2 separate regions of the Homo sapiens genome follow, and region 2 is linked to region 1. The links are chromatin loops, found by intact Hi-C in ENCODE. Cell type or tissue: heart left ventricle. All regions are shown on one strand.

The links. Hi-C counts contacts between places; a loop is a spot of excess contacts. Peaks named below come from ENCODE experiments on the same cell type or tissue, not always from the same donor. Only the 100,000 strongest peaks of a DNase experiment are listed, where the experiment ranks them.
Region 2: it touches region 1 in a loop (2.4-fold over the local background); 2 of 110 quality-filtered maps call a loop at or near these places.

What each region holds. Positions count from the first base shown.
Region 1 is chr18:55,230,910-55,238,909 of GRCh38, reverse strand. It overlaps TCF4 (transcription factor 4), which reads left to right. Exons shown (of 20, transcript NM_001083962.2): 16 at 4,227-4,362; 17 at 6,239-6,401. Among named protein-coding and RNA genes, the nearest start is that of LINC01929, 110 kb to the right of the region's middle. RefSeq lists an enhancer at 3,958-4,252. In heart left ventricle, a CTCF peak has its summit at 4,101 (motif pointing left); a DNase peak (open chromatin) is centred at 4,109; H3K27ac peaks cover 1,948 bases.
Region 2 is chr18:56,079,082-56,087,081 of GRCh38, reverse strand. All of the region lies in intron 3 of LINC03069 (long intergenic non-protein coding RNA 3069), which reads left to right. The region is part of intron 2 of LINC01905 (long intergenic non-protein coding RNA 1905); the gene reads right to left. LINC01539 (long intergenic non-protein coding RNA 1539) reads left to right here. Exons shown (of 9, transcript NR_040026.1): 8 at 1,693-1,877; 9 at 3,132-3,726. LOC124904363 (small nucleolar RNA SNORA73 family) reads left to right here and starts at 7,488; the gene lies at 7,488-7,688. In heart left ventricle, a CTCF peak has its summit at 3,926; a DNase peak (open chromatin) is centred at 3,911; H3K27ac peaks cover 2,250 bases.

The DNA.
Region 1 (8,000 bases):
TTCATAGTATGACCTATGTCTGCTTCAAAATGAGCTGGGCCATCCAGTGATCTTGGCATTCTGAGCTTAGAAATACAAAGACAAAGAGGAAATTAGCAGGAGGTACAGAACCAGAAAGAATGCACCAAGAGGTATCATGAAGAAAGAGTCCAATCTGTCATCATGAGAGGGCAGAAGCCAGAGAGAAGCAGAGGTCCCCCCAGAGAGAGGAGAGAGGCTGAATAGCCCAGCAGAGGCGAGGAGTGGCATTCGGTTCCCAAGAGCTCTCTGAGTCCAAAACCTAAGCTACAGAAAACTATTTATGATAAATCTTTTATTTGAACAAACTCAAATAGGTTTCTCTTCCTTACTATTAAAACTACCCCACTAAATTGATCAGCATACAAAAATCCCCCCAAGAATCATTATGAGTTCCACAAAAACCAGGACCACATCTGAGTTATTTCTCATTCTATCCCCAGTGTCTCCCAAAGTGACAGGCATGAGCTAGATTAGAAAATGTTTGTTAAATTAGTAAATGCATTCTCTGATCAATCAATGAATAATCATTGAATAATTTTTAAATTTCACTTCTATCTTCTATTTTTAGCATAGATATCACTAAAACTGCATTATACGTGACTATGGGAAGATTCACATTTACAATGAGTATTAATAAAATTTTCATAAGCTGGCTTTTAACTTTAGACTATTGTTATCTCTATGAAAAGGTTATCAAAATAGAGCTTTAACGAAGTATGGATTTTCTAAAAATAGGGACGAAATGTCATGCTTAGAATTGACTTGTGGGAATCTCCTTTCTCCTAGTCACATTATGACGTATTTAAGTTCAGAATGCCAAGATCATTGGATGCCCCAGCTCATTTTGAAGCAGACATGGGTCATTCTATGAATGGGCCGCCTTAATGCCAGTGGGCAAATCCCTGACCCTTGTATATACAGAGAACAGTGTGAGTTTCTCCATCTATTTCTGTGTTATTCTAGCGATGGATTTGTGCCGACAGTCCACTGTGTTTCTTCCCTTGTCTCTTATGTGACCAGAAATAATGTTTCTGAAAGAGAAGAAAACAGGGTTAGAATATGCCATCTGTGGCCAAGGAAACAAGCAAAGCCAAGCCAATTATTCAAATTGGAATACTCTTCCACAGCCACAGGCAATGGAGTTGATCCTATCCTGGAGAATCAAGCTCATTATTACATGGCTCTGGACCTATCAGAGGGCATTCACATGACCTGGAATAGACACAAGGGGAGTCTTAAAACATCACGACAAATTAGCCGGCGTGGTGGTGGGCGCCTGTAATTCCAGTTACTTGGGAGGCTGAAACAGGAGAATTGCTTGAACCTGGGAGGCAGAGGTTGCAGTGAACGGAGATTGCACCCCTGCACTCCAGCCTGGGTGACAGAGCAAGACTCTGTCTCCAAAAAAAAAAAAAAAAAAAGTCAGAACAACTTTGTCTCTAACATTCTTTATGGAAAATGATTGATATTATTTAAGATGATCTATAGAAAATAGATGGAGTTAGGTAACATATGGGCCTAAAATCCAAACAAAAATGTAGTTGGAACAACTATATCCTCAGATATATTTATAATATTTAAGAGTTTACAGTCATTGTATAGGGGAAAGATTTAAAATTAAATGGATTTTAACAAAATAGAGACAAAGATCACCGTAACTGAAGATAGCTTGAGTTTTGAGGGGGTTCTTGAACTACACAGGCTATTATTTCTATATAACATGCAAGTATTTTCAGTCAAAACACATGATTCTGTCTGCAGTTATTATGTACCTATTACATACCAGTTGTCATGTACGATTGCATGGGTTCTCTTTTTCTCTTTTGAGAACTTACCTCAATGTGATCTAGAGGGAAAAAATTTCAGGAGCAGTAACTGAATATATTTTAAGTAAAAAGCAAAACATTACTCTTAAGTTATGTCACAGATGCTTGCAAAGAAATCTTGAGAGTGTTAATGATTCTGAAATAGGAGTACACTTCTCCTCTATGCTCAAATCTGTGGTTACCTTCAGTGATTTTGACTTAGAGTCATCCTTTGTAGAAATTCAAGAAATTAGATCCATTGGGAATACAAATAAATATGAATCAGCACGAAGAATTATTTAGGTTTATATTGATTGACAGACATAAAGAGCCACCATTTGATCAAGGCCTGTAAAAATTCATGCTTACAAGTTGACATCTTAGATTGAAAGGATAATCATTGATTGAATCCGTTTTCTAATGCATGAATATAAAAATAGCAAATCAAAACCTCAATGGAAAATAGCTATCATGCTTCTGAATAAAAATTAAAATATATAAGAGAGTGAGTTACAAATGGTTGCTGGAGCAGGTGGGCGTGGTCTGCCTATAAGAGAGCAGACTTCAGTCACAGAGGAAAGGAGTGGTGTGGCAGGCAACAGGGTTGAATATGTTTAAAAAAAAAAAAAGGTTTGTACTTAACGCCACAGAGCTCTAGAAGCTGAAACTAGAATCAGTGAGTGAAATCTACAAAGAGGCCAATTTGTGGTAAAAATGGAATGGGCTTCTTTGGGAGATATCAGTCTCAGTACATTTGAAGCACCCCACAGAGGCCAAATAACCACCATTCAGAAAGTTCTGTGTTGCGACACAGGCACCGGGGAGCAGTGCTGGACTTCCTACATCTCTCTGCTGAAACATTCATTTATACTTCCTGAGGCTCATAAGCCTCAAGTGTTGTCTTATTCTTGCTGTATTTTGAATCCAAACAATTAATATGATTTATGTGATCATCTCCACCCAAAATTTAAAAAAAAGTTGGAGTGCATACACACACACACACACACACACACATGCACACATGAATATAAAAATGGCATACTTCAGGATCAATTACTTAAATATATTTTCAGTAAAAAGCAAAATATTATAGGTGATACTTAATACATGGCTGCCTTTAAATAGCATGTGCTTATTAGGTCCTGTGAATTTGTTGTTGGTTCAGATACTTATTGTTGATGCATTCTTTGGAAATACCCTTTTAAAATATATTGGTAACACAAGAGTGATGATTCTCCTTTCTGGTTTCATATTTTTGACTGGAAAAAAAAATAAACCTGATTCATAGCAGTATAAATGTATGGTTAATTTTTTGTGTTTTAGACCCACCGTCCTGTGTAAATGCTCACTTAACCATAGGCTAAGAAAATACTTGGAAATAGAAAAGAAAATGTGAACTACTGATTGTCCTCTTAGTTGACAAATGCTTCATGTTTTCGCTTGAAGGCATGTGCTATGAAGTAGGCAGTTGCTGTCTCAGTGCCACAAGTTCAATGTCTCTGGACCCCAGAGTCGATAGTAGTAGTTAATAAAAAGCTCAGCAGTATTTTTTTAATGAAGTAATCATGCTGTACTCTATAATTTTATTCTTGGAAGCATAAAGAGTATTTACAATATGGTGTCTTTCTAGGGTCAGAATAGTGAGGAAAAAAATGGAAAAATGTCCAAACATCCTTCCTTGCATGGCAATGATGGCATTACTGGTGTGTTTAATAAAACCTTTATTGGTACATTTTCCGGTGTGGTGGCATTGGCAGAAACCATCCCCCTTTGGATTTGGAACTCAGCAGCTGATGAAATACAGTAAACATTAATTTGGAATGGGCTGCCAGTTTTGGAAAGCCAGGTGACATTTTATTATATTTGTACCAAGCAGAGGCTGTGTCCCATACTGCTGTAGCTTCCGCTGTCAGAGGCTTAGCTGGCATTATGGAAAAAAAAAAATGGCAGGCCTGAGAATCTTATCCCCTGAAATGAAAGTCGAATGCCAAATTGAAATTCCTGTAGGATTTCCGATAGCAATGGGGGAATTGAGAAGCTCACAATTAAGCATATGGGCATTAAGATAATTGTCAGATCTGTTGGCGGACATGATAGAAGACAGATGGGTACGAATCAGTGCGCTCCACTGCAGCACCCTGGGAGGCAATTTGACGTTTTACCTGCCTGAGCTACTCTGCCATATTTGTCACTGAATGTACAGCACGGCATCTTACTGAGTGTTAAGTGTTTTCGCCGGGAACTATAGGTGCATGTGCGGTCCTTCAGCGCCCTCTAGTGAAACGCGTTTGGGAGTATGGTTTTTGAAAAGCCAGCCTTCATCAGGTCCTCTTGGCCTCTGGAAATAGCTGTCGCACCTCCGGTTCCTGCTCACCTCTCTGGTTCCTCTCGCCCTTTCAGGTGGGGACCCATCGTGAAGATGGCGTGGCCCTGAGAGGCAGCCATTCTCTTCTGCCAAACCAGGTTCCGGTTCCACAGCTTCCTGTCCAGTCTGCGACTTCCCCTGACCTGAACCCACCCCAGGACCCTTACAGAGGTAGGTTGGCCTCACCAGGGCACTTCTGACCTCACTTTCACAATAGGACCAGTGTTGATACCCAGCCTCTTGGTGTTCATCCCTCAAGAAGCACTGGCAGAAACCCAGGAATCAAATTGGGCACAAAAATGGTAAGGAAATGGCAAAGTATTTAGAACTTCGCCCGCTAATTGTGTTTCTCCAGGGACTGTTTTCCTCAAACATCCTCTGAAATCCTGGTCCTATATCAGCAGGGAATGAGGCCACAGACTGATGAGAGGAAATTTTATTTTAGCTATTTCCACATTTTTCTCATTCAGGTCCTCTAATGTGGTTAGTTGTGGCCTGAAAATGATATTTCCAAATGAATAGGAAGGAAGGAAATTGTTTTTGTTGTTTAAGATGGAAGGAAATATAGGTGCATTTAAAAAATGGAGCTTGGTTGCATGATTTTCGCTCTTGAGTCATCTAGCCCTCTAATGATTGCCTCATACCGGTGATTACGAGCGGCTTTTCATGACCCCAGGAAGTTGGGCTATTGCTGGCCAGCTGACTAGGAGTCGCTTAGATAACATCTTCTCAGTCCCTTCACATTTAATATAAAAATGATAACATTGCCACAGGAATACATGTGGGCATTTTTTCAGCTGTTCAACATTGTACAGATCTGAGTGTCAATTATATGTATGGGTATGTCTGCCCATTTTTTATGAATAATAATCATTTTATGGACTTTTTTTTTTTTTTTTTTTGACAGAGCCTCACTCTGTCGCCCAGGCTGGAGTACAGTGGTGCGATCTCAGCTCACTGCAACCTCCACCTCCCAGGTTCAAGCGATTCTCCTGCCTCAGCCTCCCAGGGGGTAGCTAGGATTACAGACATGCATCACCATGCCTGGCTATTTTTCGTATTTTTAGTAGAGACAGGGTTTCACCACATTAGCCAGGCTGGTCTTGAATTCCTGACCTCAAGTGATGCACCCGCCTCAGCCTCCCGAAGTGCTGGGATTACAGGTGTGAACCACCACAACTGGCCAGGACCTTTCTTATCAGGAGGCTTTGGATTTTGCCCTCTTTGTCCTAAACCTGTGCTTCTCAAACTGCACATAAGCACAACCTGAGCATCTTGTTAAAATGCAGATTCCACTTCTGTAGGTCTGGGATTGTCCATTTCTAATGGGCTCACAGATGATGAGGCCGCATGGACCAAAGTTTGAGTGGCAAGGTTCTAGAATACACAGATTACAAATAAAGAGGAATACTTGACAGATATGCTTCTACCTTTAAAAAAATTACTACATTAGGGTCGTGTTTTAAAATGCAGTGTGACTTGGAAAGTTGAGCAATGATAAAGCTAGAAATTTCTAAAATGAGTAGCAAACTGCCTTCCATATGTACCATTTTAAAATGCTGATTACTTCTTGAGAATAAGAGAAGCCTAATTTCAGAATATCATTAGGGTACCTATTGAAGTCTTGACTGCACATATTTAGCATACTCCCTGGGAATTATATTTTAAGGACATTTTTCTATTAAATCATTGCATATGGAAGAAACTCAATATAATAGCTGATATTTACTTGGGTTCTTAATCAGAACATTGGCTGTGTGATTTTCATGATTATGATTTTCATTGCAATTAAGTTGATGTTTTGTAGACAGTGAAATTACCATCTACTCCAAAAGATTGCAAAATAGAATTTAACCTTAGAGCCAATGCAGGGAAAACTTGTTTCTGCAGGTGCATTTTTTGAAACTTCAACAGATAGCAGGGGGAAAAAAAAGTGACAGAAGGATCACAGTTCAGCAGTATGAATTGTCTGCTGGCAGCCTTGCAATCTGGTGTGCAGGCAGTGAGATTGTGGTGTACATGTCACCTGATTTCTCTTTTTCGGCAGGCATGCCACCAGGACTACAGGGGCAGAGTGTCTCCTCTGGCAGCTCTGAGATCAAATCCGATGACGAGGGTGATGAGAACCTGCAAGACACGAAATCTTCGGAGGACAAGAAATTAGATGACGACAAGAAGGATATCAAATCAATTACTAGGTCAAGATCTAGGTAACAGTATATAATACTGTCGCTTCATTTAATTCCTTTATTGGACTTTGATGAAGTGAACAGAACGGGAAGAAACTATTCAGTTTTTTCCTGGCAGGTAAATTTACAGCTGAAAAGAAAATTAAAGGCCTACTCTAGAAGTACTAAAAGTATCGTTTCAGATACCTGTACTCTATTGGAGCCTAAACTGTTTTGGCATTTATGAATCTGGACCCAATGCTAATGACACACAGTGAAAAAATTTGTCTCTGATTCAAGTACAGTTTATTTGTAAAACTATACTTATTCTACAAATTTGGTCAGAAATGTTGTGTCTATAATATTTCTAAAAAGAGATTGTAGCCATGTTAAAAACTCAACTGATGTATGTGCCAACTATAACTCTTTTCTTACCTCTAAAGTAAGAAAATAATTTCCTAGATTTATCCTAAACATGCTGATGTATATAAGAGTAATACCTTAATTGTTTATGGTTTTTCTTCCTGGACACTCTTTTCTACAGAAAACACAACTGCAGGAAAATAGCTTCTGTCTGGTTTTCTTAAATATCTGCTATCTTTAAATTCAAATCTATATCTCCTTGAACTTTAATCTGGTAATCAGATGGTTTTTGAATACCAACACCCGTGTACTTTGCCTCAATTCCCTGAGGTTGTTTTTATTCACAAATTCAACCAATTGTCCTAAGACTACAGCTTTCCTTCTAAAGGCTGTGGTTCTCAAGGTTCTATCTGGAATCTTTTGTGAATTAAGAACATGCTGCCTCTTTATGTTGCTGTTGTAATTATTGAGATAAATTCCGTGTCTTGCCACAAGTTTAAAAATGCCGAATACTTCTAGATAACCCCTTTCCTTCCTTGTTGTCTTTTTCTGATTCTTGGCCACTTTGGCAAGAAATCCCAAGGAGGGGATTTCATACCTTTAGCAGCTTCTGTGTTAGACCAGTCAGTTCTTGGTAATTTAACTTATTGTGGCCAAACTTATGCATGTTAATGGATTCTTTGAAGTTTTGGAACAACATTTTCATTCGCTGTTGAGAACCTTCTTATTTAAAAAGGTCACTCTTATGACATTTACTTATGTATGCCTCCAAAACTGTATTATAAGGCAGTGCTTTTTCAAATCTAGGCAGTTTTATTTGCATAACTAGTTTATTTGTAAGTGAATAACCAATTCTAATTGGTCGTTAGCCTGAAAATCTTTGGAAGAAAAGTTCCTATTTTCCAGTCTCCTTTGTGTAAGGTGTAGCATTTGTTGGATGTATAAAAATATCACCCAAATGCTCAGCTTCCGGACAGGCCTGGCAGAGACTGTTTTCATTTGCTTTTTACAGCCTATTTGCATAGTAGAATATAGGAGTGAATTAATCATTACTGATTTCCTTGGCACTGGCAGCAGTTGGGGGTGAGGGCAGAGGAGGGATCCGCAGAAGGCAGAGAAAGAGGGCCTTTTCCAGTGGACTCAGTTGACTTCCATGTTTACCATACACACCTGTGGCAGACAGTGCCATCTGGAAAGGCGCTTACGCTATGGAGAGAGAGGAGCCTGGTCTTACAGCATCCTTCTGTGGTGTCATCCTCCTTGCCCCTAACTTTTCTC
Region 2 (8,000 bases), 850 kb before region 1:
AGCTTTCAGAGGGAGCCTTTCACGCCAGCTTTCAGCCGTGGGCTGTAATGGTGCCACATGCGTCAATGGGGCTAGGATCTGTCCCCTAAGCACTGCGGTCAGAGGCCCAGTGAGTGATGTGGTCTAGGGCCGTGGATGCTCACTCACATTCTGCTTTGGTCTTGACCACAGCATCAGAAATGATTTGATGCATTGGGTTTGAACATGTTTTGAGTTACTCTGTATTGCATACACATGTAAAACAAATCTGGGAACCCACAAGTGTGTGACCAATTATTTTGCTCCTCTGCAAAGTGTTTATTAAATTTTCAAAAACGAGATGATACAAAGAGGCAAACAACAGAAGCAATCACAAATCCAAAACAGTTTTCAAATCTATAAACAATTTTTGAAAAACATTCAAGTAACTTTCCAACTGTGTTGCCAATGCAGTGAGGAAAACAGATCTTTCTTAAGGTTCGGGAAATTTTCAAGTGTGTCAGAGTGACCCACACACATCTGTTGGGATGTTCTGAGTGGCAGTGAATTCACGGAGAAGCTCTTGCTCCAGACTTTCAGGATACAAAAGCATCAAAAGCAAGTCCTTGCATCTTGGTGCCCTTTAGTGACTCTAGGTCTCTCAAGATTGGAAGCCCAGAGACCTTGGTCCAAGACCAACTTCTGCGCCTAGTCATATAAGAGATATTGGACAAACCACATTGAGCCTTAGCCTTTTATCTATGAAAAGAAATGCTTTGTCAAACCATTAGCAGTGACTCATTAAGAGGTTTTAAAGACAATTTAGTGGGTCATACCAATATTTTAGAAGAAAACAAAACAGAATCCAACCAAAGAGAAAATATCAGAGTGTATTACAAGTAGCGAAAATAGGCCTTGTTTTAGGAAATTTCTGTTTCAATACGTGTGTGTATTGAAATTGTTTTGTTCCTCTATAACATGCTTATTAACTTTTAAAAATGAAAAAAATATAAAGAGGTAAATGCCGGAAGCAATCACAAACAAGCCCCAGTTTTTAACAATTTCTGAAAAACATTAACTTTCCATTTTGCTGGCAAGTAATATATTTTTCTGTACTAGGTTATACAATAAAGTGTTTTTCTTAATAAAGATTTTGGTCAAGAGGCTTAAAAAACACCCCTCTTAAGTTTCTGTCCAGCTCTAATATTCTATGATTCCCAAAGATAGAAGGGACCTGCTCACTGAGCCGTAATGATAATACTCTCATGTAACATTTTTTAGCACTTACTACGTTTCCAGGCACCGTGTCAATTGCTTTCCATGCATCATCTCATTGAACACTCCCAACAACCCTATGTGTTAGGTAATCATGATGCTGTTTTACAAAGACTGAGGAAATTAAGCAATCTTGGAGAGGTTCAGAACATAGAGTTAGCAGGAGAGCCAAGATTTGAAACTTACAGGCTGACTCCCAAGTCTTTAATTTTTCTTATGATTTGCTGCCAAACACGTGAGATTGTGAGCATCAGTTAGTAACTGGGCCTCTGGTACAGATGGGCGCAGGTCTTTTGCCTGAATTTCCATGTGAAGGAGGATGACCAATCATTTCTCTTCCTCTTGACTAGGGGAAGGTGCATTGTGCATTTCAAAAGCCTGCCTAGCCCGGGGAGATAAGGGGGTCGTTTTATCTCTTTGCATTTCATTTTACTCATCTGTAAATCAAATTTCCCTCAGTGTCTTCCAGAGTCCTCACGAGTATCAGAGAAGGCATAATCTGTACACGTGGCTTCATTTAAAATGAAAATATCAAGCAGTGTCATTTTCACAAGTATCCCCACACTGTCTGAGGCTGAAAAGAAGAGTGTAGCTATGCACACTGCAGTGAGAAGAAAATTTCAGCTCAATTGGAGGATGTAAAGGTACAAGTAAGGTTTCAGCAGAAGCGCTCATGAACCCCACATGAAGTCTTTCTTCTTTCTTAGCTCATACCCCCTTTAATGCATGGATGCTGGCTTAACTTTATCAGGAGTCAGAATAGGCTTCTGTGTGTATTCTTGACTAGAAGTAAAACAAATATTTTCTTTCTAAAGTTATTGAGTCCCATTGATCTATGTGAAATTTCACCATTAGATAGTCATTCCTTTTGCTTGAAGGCTTTGGGACTGCAGAAATTCCTGATTAAAAATTAAACCTTTCTATGGTTCACGAGCAAAATAATTAATCGCCTAAATGACAATTAGGTCATTCTATAATTGAATAAAATTCCAATGATACACAAACAGTAAGTTCAATTGGGAACCATGGGTAAGATTCACAGTGTACAGCATGATCTGGAGAGACAAGCTTGGTTGGGGGTCTAAGTAAAGCATGAAATACAGTCGGGAGGGTCACAGAAAAGCATCGAAGACAACTCTTAGCCACTTGTAAAATTTTGCAAGAAGTTGCAATACTCCAGAATAATCACAATCTTTTCATACAGTGCTTCCCAGTTTATAACATGTTATTCTATTTAACACTCCCAGCATCCCTTGGGGTAGATATTTCTGGAGGAGGAAACTAAGGAGAGAAGGGATGTGACTCGACCGAGGTCACCCACTGTGAAATGGCAGGTCATACAACTCCTGAGCCCTTCTGAATCAACCACACTTTCTTCCCAGGCAGATGGGCTCATTCTCAGTGCCCAGATCTGAGCTCAACCATTCTCTCTCTGGAAAAAGACATCTCATGCCACTTTTGACACATGTCAGGGAACACAGAGATACATCAAAGAATACATTCTGGCTTTAATGCCTACCAGTGAAATAAAAGACTGGAGATGTGGCTGCGTGTGGTACAGGCACACACACCACAATGCACACACAGCACACATACAGGATCACTGGGAAGAGTGTCTGTTCTAGGTTCATAATTCAACCAAAATGTATCAGTGATTAAAGCAATTGAGCTTTGCTCCCATCTCTGATTTCGCCTTGACTTTCAGTCCTCTGCTTCTTTCTCCTTTTCTCCCCGCCCACTTTTTAGTGGCCTTTGTTCTTCGTTCCTGAGCCATCTGGTTGCAAAGTATGGTAGGAGCACAGTGCAGCAGGCACATGAAAAAGCAGTACAAAAAAAAAAAATAGTAGGAGTGAAAACAAAAGACATGAAGATCCTGAATTTTTAATTTCTCTTTTCAGATTGAAATACCACTGCTCCTAGTTCTGATGCAAAATTGAAAAGAGTGCACTGGGTCTTCAAATGGCATATTGACAAGGAGAAAGAGGAAAGGATGCCCCAGGACAGCCTGGGGGTCAAGGCTGGGCTCAGGCATGCCTGGACAAGCCATGCAAGTTGTCTCCGGACTTGAACCACGTATCAGAGGAGCTATTTGAGGAGCCACATCAGCATACCTGCTTCTGTGGGCCCCCAGGCTGTGGTGCTCAGCCCTTGCACTATGAAACATTTTTTTTTTCCAGAAGCCAAAGCTTTGAGCATCTCCTCCCATGTAGAGAGTGTATATGTTTACGTCCATGTCTTTCGCCATGTGAACGCATGCAACCACCACCTCAAATATCATAAATCCTCTCTCTCCCCCTTTCTGTCTGCCTGTTTATCTACAATCTGTCTATTTAAATTCTTTTTAAACAAGAAGGGAATATCTTTATGCCTGTTTGTAGGGATATTCTACATCCATCTGTTATTTACATCATTCGTTTTCCTGAGGTGTCTCCAACAAATCCTGGCTGGATGCACTGTATGTGTTATTAATAAAACAGCTGTAAAAATATTAACTGTACGGCCTAATTGTCAGCCCTGATTGGGAGCCAAGTTTATCCCCGGACGGATGCGGAGACTCAGAATTTGGGCTTCCATCCAGATCTGACCCTTGCAGCTCACTTTACATTTGATTCTTTGACCATTTAAGCTGTTCTGGCTTCTTTTTCCTCCCAGGGATCTGTGCACATCCGGCCTCCTGGCCTCCTGGCTCCTTCAGGTGGCGCTGGTCCAGCTTCCTGAATGTTCATGGCCAGGCCTTTCTCCTCCTCCCCCTACTTTTGTTAAACTTAACAGCCATATGCTATAGAATCACCTTCCAGTAACTTAAAAGATGAGTAGAAATATTGTCAGCATTGCCTCTCTCTGCACACTGGTAGGAAATAGCATTTGGAGAGTCTGCATTGGAAAACACATCTCTATTAAAAGCATTGGGTTAGGATACCAGAAAACCCAGAGTGATTGGCTGCAAAGTGATACTTCCTTAGTATCTGGAATCAGATCAATCTTTCAGCCAAACCTTCTGGATAGGGAAGATAAATGAAGAGGTGATAATACATTTTATTTTTAATGAAGTGCTCAAAATAAACCAAATGAGGGCAGAAGTTGGCAAATGAGGCATTTTTTTACTGTGCCCTCCTTGGGATAGTTGGATTAACCCTGACTGGCTTATACCTAAGTGAGGCTGAAGTGTTTACTGTGGGGCAAGACTGGGAGGACAGACATTGCATAGAAAAAAACTTGATTCTGCCAGTATCCAGAAAGCCTTGGCGTCGTCTGCATCTAATTCTTAGGTGATTTCATAGAAGAACGTCCTTAGGTAGGGTGGTATGATGGTTTGCTTCATTACACATGAAATACATAAATTATCTGCCAACATTTCATAGGCCAAAACATTAATGACACCATTCAAGCTCTTAGTCCCAGTAACATTTAACATGGCTGTGATTAGCTGTCAAAAAGTTGGATAAGATTTGATGCTTTATGTTTGTTTGTTTTTTTTCTCTACTGCGACTTTCTTCATGATTGCAATATTCCACTCCAGTGAAGGGTTTTGGAAATTTTACAGGATTGGCCTTTGATTTTGCTTATTTTTTTAGGAAGATTCCAAGCAGGCTCTCCTGCCATAGAAGATTACCTCTCATATTCTCTTAACCTCACATTTTCCAGGCCATCACTGCAAATGTTTCCAAAAAGACTGCTTGTCCTGGGGTCACCATTCCAATTCTCATAACCATTAGTATTGACAATCTGGTAGGACACTAATTGTTTGTTTGACTTTCACATTTTTAAACAATCACTTGTAAGGGGAACCCATATTTTTGTCTCTAACAGAAGTGATGAAAATTTAAAAAGAGAAACCAAAAACTTCAAATTACCAGTCCTTAAAAGAAACTGCAGCAGGATGTCAATGAAATCATCAAATACACTGCTGGAGAGCTGACCTCAACAGAAAATTTAACACTCCACTATCTTGCTTGAAAAATACAGATGTTTTTTATACATGGTCAATTGCCTTCCAAAAATGTCTGCATTGTAAAATGTTTTTGTCTAACAATTGGACTAGATTAAAGTGACTTCATGGAGACAAACTGTTTTTAGCCTTGAAAGAGCTAGTAATTATTAGATGTTTCAATGGAAGCTACCTCTTTTTTCCACCTTTGTTTACCATATAGTTACCTGAGTTTAAATGTGTTGGTGTTTCCTGACCCATATCTTATAAATGTATGACAAATTAAATGTCTTTTCAATGAAGCAAAAGGAAAATGTTTAATAGAAATCTTAACTTTCATGAGAGCAAGAACTTGCTTTATCTACCATATGTGTCTCCCATAGTGCTTAACAGACAGCTGTTTGCCAATAGAGCTCAATATTCATTGACTAATGACCAAGTTAATCAAATTCTCTACTTGGCATAAGAGGGAGGTCTAAGTTTCTTCCTGCTTTAAGCTTCTATATTGAACTCTTACATGGTAAAAAGACTTTTAGCAATTCTTTATTTTATTTAAATGTTCAACAGTGTTTGCTGAGTATTTTCTATGGTGCTTAGCACAGGGGTAGGCACCAGGATGGATTCATAAATAAATGTGAGACTTGCCTCCCACCAATAAAAATTGTATAATTTGTTTGTGGAGCCAGGATATCACATAGCAGAGGCATTGTAAAATCTGGAGTAGAATGGTAGTAACTGCATATAGGCAGATAGGGCATTCAATTTCAAGGAAAAAGGGCTGTGGGATTAGTTACAAGACAAAACTTCACATGAAAGACAATGGAGGAGCTGGATCATCTAGAAAGCAGAAAATGAGGAAAAAATAAGCAGTTTAAGATTGAAGACTTGGTAGACCCAACATATACATTGCTGAACTTCTTGTCCTAAAGCCTAAATAACAATAACAGATGGAGACTAACTGGTAAGCTCAAAGTTTGGTGATAATTCAAGCTTTTCTTATAATCAATGTTTATGATGTGAAAAAAAGTCTGCACTCAAGTGTCCGGTATGCATTAATAAGTTACTGAATATGTTTAAGACGGAACAAACGTTATGCCATTGTTAATGTTCATTAAAATGTGGCATTCCGAGAAGGTGAGAAGTTAATTTTTGGTGATGGCTTCTGGAAGTAGATGGAATGAATAGTCCTGAGGGTATTCTATTACCAGAGAGAAGGCTACTGAGGAGATAAGTTTAACTTCCATGATTCTGGAAATCTCAAGTGAAAAAAACTTTAAAAATGACAAATTCAGGAAATATTTACTATTTCAAACAAAACACTGACTTTCCATTACTTTTGCCTGGCAGAGAAGTGAAAATATTGATCTCAGAGGAGATAGCTTTTTGTTTAGGAAAATATTCTGATATGCTTTTTTTTTTTTTTTTTTTTTTTTTTTTGTAAACGATGCCCCTGCTATCTTAAAAGATAGGATGAAAAAAGAGAGAGAGAGAGAGCTAAGCTGCACTACATAAAAAGTTAACTGGACTTTGGGAACTGGTCACTGATGCCTCACTGGTGGTTGGAGAGGGCTGAGCAACTTGGCAAGAGGCTGGCAAGAAGCCTAGAAAGAAAAGACAGCCATGCAGACATCCAGGTGGAGTGGATAACTGAGGGGCTTTTAAGAGTAGTGGTGATTAATATTCAGTTGTCAATGTTTCCTATTCTGAGCTGTGCTGAAACCATTCACTTCTATCTTTAAAGCTTTAGTTAAGATCTGCCCAGAGATGTGTTGAGTGTTGGGAGAGAGTAGAGCAGTGCTTAAGTCTGGGTCAAAGTAGTGTAGAAAGAGGATGTTGGTTATGGGAGCTGAGATAGATAATTTAGGGCAGGCTGCCCAATGACTGACCCTGGAGAACAACAGCCTTCCCTTGGGAATGCTCAAAGGTTTCAGGAAGAGTGTGGAGGACATGGGTAGAGGCTTGAGCCATTTCATTTGGATAGTGAAGAAAAGGGAAATATCAGGCTCCTGACATGCAGGTAAATTTTAGCCATGCTGAGACAGCTGGATGAACAGAATGATGACAACATATCTATCCATCCGTCCATCCATCCATCCATCTGCTAATTGATTCAATCATTCGTCATTCAGTAAGTACCAAGAACCTATTATATGTGAATCACTACATTACGAGAGACACAGTTTCTTTTGTCCAGATTTCAATTTTAAGTATTAATGTATACACAAAGCACATTAAAGAAATAAAACCCAAAGCTTCAAGGATGAGGTTGACTTTATATGGGCCTCGGAGAATGACTTACATTTGAATAAGAATCAAATGAGAGATTCCAACATGGATACCCTGGGAAGTCACTCTCCCCAGGCTCTGTCTAAATGGCATAGGGGAGCATAGGGTCCCATCCCAGGATGTACTGTCCTTTGCCACAAGTTAGAGATGAAGCTGGGTCTGGTGTCTGTGCCTGAATATTCCTACAGCTTCTGAGTCCTGTGGACAATGACAGAGGAGACAGACCATGCAGGAAATTTGTCTAGTATAAAATAAAACTAAAAGAAAGAATTAAAGGAGGGAAGAATAACATTCACAGCAACTCTTTATATTTAGATACTATTTTGTAATTTATCATGAAATTTCATGTATAATAGCTGATCTATCATCACAACTGCCCTTTGAGTAGGTATTATTATTCTTATCTCTCAGAAGACAAAACTGAAGATCATAGTTTGAGCGACGTGTTCCAAAAACATAAAATTAGACCATGTGAATAATTCAATGATCAGAGTAATTGTTACTAGTTTTCTCTCAGATCTGAAAATATTCCCTGACTTGCTCATCATTTTAA